Linked DNA regions of Homo sapiens: region 1 is linked to region 2. Evidence: read pairs that join two places in POLR2A ChIA-PET (ENCODE). Cell type or tissue: Caco-2. All regions are shown on one strand. Region 1 overlaps CASKIN1 (CASK interacting protein 1). Region 2 overlaps TSC2 (TSC complex subunit 2).

What was found. Peaks named below come from ENCODE experiments on the same cell type or tissue, not always from the same donor. Only the 100,000 strongest peaks of a DNase experiment are listed, where the experiment ranks them.
Region 1: POLR2A ChIA-PET joins it to region 2 with 5 read pairs; 2 of 35 experiments call an interaction of 5 or more read pairs at or near these places.

What each region holds. Positions count from the first base shown.
Region 1 is chr16:2,185,785-2,188,284 of GRCh38, forward strand. It overlaps CASKIN1 (CASK interacting protein 1), which reads right to left. Exons shown (of 20, transcript NM_020764.4): 7 at 1,569-1,677; 8 at 1,382-1,490; 9 at 1,194-1,288; 10 at 923-1,040. Among named protein-coding and RNA genes, the nearest start is that of CASKIN1, 9.6 kb to the right of the region's middle. In Caco-2, no CTCF peak of the experiment used is centred here; no DNase peak of the experiment used is centred here.
Region 2 is chr16:2,055,016-2,057,515 of GRCh38, forward strand. TSC2 (TSC complex subunit 2) reads left to right here. Exons shown (of 42, transcript NM_000548.5): 6 at 387-504; 7 at 1,181-1,229; 8 at 1,629-1,754; 9 at 2,090-2,163. Among named protein-coding and RNA genes, the nearest start is that of TSC2, 8.3 kb to the left of the region's middle. In Caco-2, a CTCF peak has its summit at 2,246; a DNase peak (open chromatin) is centred at 1,311.

The sequences.
Region 1 (2,500 bases), 130 kb after region 2:
CTCCAGGTCCTCCATCAGCAGTAAACGGGCCCCTGGTCCCTTGCAGCTGCCACATGGGGCTTCACAGCCTGGGCCCCTGGCCTAGTCCCTCTCCTCAGCCTCCTGTTACTCAGATGTACCCAGCTCTTGCCTGCCTCAGCGCCTTTGGTTTTTTCCTTTTTTCTTCACCAAGAGCAAACACTTGAGTGCCTTTGTTTTAATCATTATTTTTTTTTGAGACAGGGTCTTGCTCTGTCACTCAGGCTGGTGCAATCTTCGCTCACTGTAGCCTCCACTTCCCAGGCTCAAGCAATCCTCCCACCTCAGCCTCCCAAGTCGCTGGGGCCATAGGCGCACAACACCATGCTTGGCTAATTTTATTTTTTGTAGACATGGAATCTCACTATGTTGCCCAGGCTGATCTCGAACTCCTGGGCTCAAACAATCCTCTAGCCTCGGCCTCCCAAAGTGTTGGGATGACAGGCATGAGCCACCACGCCTGGCGCCGCCGGCTTTTAACGCACGGCTCCTGCCACCTGGAACCCACCTGCCTCTCAGAGCATTCTCTGGCCTTCTCTGACTGCCTCATCTCAAGCAGGCCCTCCCTGTGCTCCGGGTCACATGTCCTTTCATGTTTACTTCGCTGTCCCCTGCCCTCTCCTGCCCCAGGACGAGCTCCTTGGGAGTTGGGTCCCCATCTGTTCTAGTGGCCGGTTCAGAACCAGACATGGCAGCACACAGTGCTTGGTAGAACGCATAAAGGAATAGGTGTGGGAACGGACGAGGAGACGGCCGCTGGGGCACCCTGATGCTCCCCACTCAACCCCACGCTGGCACCCAGAAACCCAGCCCTGCTGGGCCCCCACACCCTCAGCACACTCGCTGCTTCCAGCCCCCAAGCCCAGGGGCTCCTGCCTGCCCCCCAGGGTGGGGTGGAACTTGCCTGCTCGCTTGACAATGGCCTCGCCCAGGGAGGACGGGAAGTAGCCCACCCGGTCATTGCCCGTCCGGTTGTCATGGATGCAGCCCTTCCACCGGCCATCCGGATGCTGCTCGAGGACCTGGCCAGTAAGGTGGGGGGCGCTCAGGGAGATGCCCCCTTTCGCAGAGTCTCCTGCCCAGTGCCCCCCAGTTGCGGCGGGAGGGTGTTCTGGGGTGCGCACGCCCAGGTGCCGCCCCCTCCCTGCTGAGATGGCCCCTGGGGCCATGCTTACTGTGATGATGTCCCCTGCCTTCACGTTGAGGCTGGTCAGGTCGTAATTGTTGCAATAATCCTTGGTCGCCCGGACCTGCAGGGCCGCTGAGGCCTCTGGGGATACAGGAGGGGGCCCCCGAAGTCCTGCGGGCTGATCTGGCCCAGCCCCAGCCCCAGCCACTGCCCCTCTGCCCTGCCTGGGCCCACCTCGCAACAGCTGCTTGATCTCCCTGCTGGCCTGGGACGTGGTGAACTGGTGCACGATGTCCAGGGCTGTCTGGCTGTAGGTGTTCCTCACGTGGGCATTGATCCCGCTCTGCACATGTGAGAGATGAGGCTCTGTCAGGAGCCCCTACAGTCCACTGGGCCCAGCGCCCCTGGGCCCCACACTCACATCCAGCAGCAGCCGCACCACCTCTGTCTTTCCGCAGAGCGCAGCCTCGTGCAGGGCCGTGCCGGACTTGGTCTGGCGGTTAATGTCGATGCCGGCTTGGAGGAGGAGCCTGGCGGGAAGGCAAGGTGGACAGGCGGGGCCTTCCAGCAGGAGGCCGGCCCCAGCACCCCCAAGCCAGGCCTCCATTTCCAGGTACCCCAGCAGTCAGCTTGGGGGCTGAGGACCGTCCAGCCCTGCCCCATGTCTCTGACATTCACTGAGTGCTGAGCGCTTTTTTTTTCTTTTTGAGACGGAGTTTCACCCTTGTCGCCCAGGCTGGAGTGCAATGGTGCGATCTCGGCTCACTACAGCCTCCACCTCCTGGGTTCAAGCGATTCTCCTGCCTCAGCCTCCGGAGTAGCTGGGATCACAGGCACCTGCCACCACACCCAGCTAATTTTGTATTTTTAGTAGAGACGGGGTTTCACCATTTTGGCCAAGCTGGACACGAACTCCTCCCAAAGTGCTGGGAGTACAGGCGTGCGCCACTGCACCTGGCCTACTTTTTCTAAGACGGGGTCTCACTCTGTCACCCAGGCTGGAGTACAGTGGTGCAGTCATGGCTTACTGCAGCCTCAAACTCCCGGCCTCAAGCAGTCCTCCTGCCTCAGCCTCCAGAGTAGCTGGGATTACAGACATGTGTGACCATTCCCAGCTTTTTTTTTTTTTTTTGCCTTTGTTTTTGTAAAGACCACGTCTTGCTATGTTGCCCAGGCTGGTCTCAAATTCCTGGGCTCCTGCGTCAGCCTCCCAAAATACTGGGATTGCAGCATTTTGAACCACCGCACTCAGCTGCTTTTTTTATAAAAAGTAGAGATGGGGTCTCTCTCTGTCACCCAGGCTGGAATGCAGTGGCACCATCCTGGCTCACTGCAGCCTCGACCTCCCAGGCT
Region 2 (2,500 bases):
TGGCCGGCAGCCAAGTGTGCACACGTCTCCTCCGAGCCACTCTCTGCTGGGGGTGGGGAACGCCCAGGAGTCTGGTGATGTCGGCGTCTCCCAGCCTCGGGTTGGGCCCTGAGTGTACGGCATACACACTTCTGCTGCCGCCTCGGCACAGACCCTCTGTGCAGCCCCAGGGGCGGTAGATCCTAGTGTCCGTGCGTAGCCGGCCTGCCCTGGGCTCCCCTGAGCCTCTTCGGGCCCAGTGCGTGGTCTGTCTGTTGCTGCCGGGGGACTGATGATGGGGTTTCTGGCAGTGACGGGTTTGGACACACTGTCCTGCGGCGGGAGGGGGAGGTGAGTGGGAGATGTAGATTCGGCGTCCTCGCAAACTGCCGCCGCTTCTCCCCCAGCTGACTTTGTCCTGCAGTGGATGGATGTTGGCTTGTCCTCGGAATTCCTTCTGGTGCTGGTGAACTTGGTCAAATTCAATAGCTGTTACCTCGACGAGTACATCGCAAGGATGGTTCAGTAAGAAAAGAATTGAGATCCTGTTCTGATAATGGTCCTAAGTTCAGCTCCGCAGTGAATAAAGTTGAAACCACCAAAAAAATAGAGGTTGGGCTGGGCACAATGGCTCACGCCTGTAATCTCAGCACTTTGGGAGGCCGAGGCAGGCGGATCACGAGGTCAGGAGTTCGAGACCAGCCTGGCCAACATGGTGAAACCCTGTCTCTACTAAAAATACAAAAATTAGCCGGGCATGGTGGTGGGAGCCTGTAATCCCAGCTACTCAGGAGGCTGAGGCAGGAGAATTGCTTGAAACCGGAAGGCAGAGGTTGCAGTGAGCGGAGATCGTGCCACTGCACTCCAGCCTGGGTGAAAGAGCAAAACTCCATCTCAAAAAAAAAAAAAAAAAAAGAGAAGTACGTAGCTATCTTCTGTTTAGCTCTCATCTGATGTCTTGGTTATCTTTTTGTTGTTTGTTTAGAATGTTGCATGAGCTCTGTCTCACTCATGCTGAACACCCAGCACCGAGAGCAGTGGCTGGCGCACAGCAGGCACCTGAGTGCTTGTTGGGTGGGTGGGACCCCCAGGGAGGATGAGCCATGCGTGTTATTGACGTCATAGAGTGACTAGACCACAGCCCGTGGTGGCTCGGCCATCCAGGCAGTGCTGCCGGGACTGAGCTCGGTGCTCCCTGCAGGATGATCTGTCTGCTGTGCGTCCGGACCGCGTCCTCTGTGGACATAGAGGTCAGTGCCTCCCCTCCCCAGGGCCGGCCCATTTCACCCTGGTTTCTGGGAGGCTGGGGCTTGGGGGTTGAGCCCTGTGTGCCACCTGCTGGCTGTGTAGCCCTGGGCAAGCTGCTCGGTCTCTCTGAGCCTCAGGAGTCCCCCATGTAAGTCAGGATAGCCGGGCGCCTCCATGTGGAGATGTAGCTCAGGGTGGATGACAGCATCAATGACCCACAGTGACAGGGACGTCAGGTGCTTCCCACATGCCCGCTTGCCCTGTGGCTTGGAGAGAGGGTGCCATGGCAGCGGGGAGAGGTGGCAGCGCAGGCTGAAGGAGGTGGGAAGGAAGCCTGGGTGTCCTCTCCTGTGGGGAGGAGCTGGGGTAGGACGGGCGTGAGCCGTCTCCCTCTCCACCAGGTCTCCCTGCAGGTGCTGGACGCCGTGGTCTGCTACAACTGCCTGCCGGCTGAGAGCCTCCCGCTGTTCATCGTTACCCTCTGTCGCACCATCAACGTCAAGGAGCTCTGCGAGCCTTGCTGGAAGGTGGGGTTTCTGAAACTGCTCTGGAAGGTTCCTGAGAGCACATGGATGGGACAAGGGCCATCCTGTCTCCCATGAATGGTTGTCTGATTCTTGGGGTGGCCAGACAATGGCCTGTTGAGGGACGGCCAGTGTCATTTTCCCAGGCAGTTGAGCTGAGGTCAGGGTTTTGGTGGCATTTTGAGAACCCTGCTGCCTCTGTCTTTGGGAGGAGATGGTGGCGAGCTGGCCGGACCTTGGGTGGCTATAGGGCAGCAGCCAGGCGGGGCCAGCAGCGGGACTGGGGCTGGGGGCAGGGCTTATGCCTGCCAGCCCCTGACACGCATTGTGTCTCGCAGCTGATGCGGAACCTCCTTGGCACCCACCTGGGCCACAGCGCCATCTACAACATGTGCCACCTCATGGAGGACAGGTGAGTGTGGTGGGTGGGGCGCAGGGCAGTGGAGGCCAGCACAGCCCTCGGGGCAGCTCCAGTGTCCCTTGCCAAGCACACACTGGCTTAGAGAGTCCTTGTCCTCTCGGGCAGCTGTTCCAGAGGCTGCCACTAGAGCGAGGCCCATGACTTCTAGGATCCAGCCCCTGTCCTCTCCTTCCTCTGTCAGTTCAACAGAATATCCACACCCAGCTCAGTGCCTGCCCCATGCTCGGACGTCCTCCAGCGGTGCTCCCCAACTACTTAGCCTGTTACAAGGCGAGGCTCGGGGTCTTGGCTTGACGTTGCCCTTGCCCTCACCCCCACAGCCAGGCTG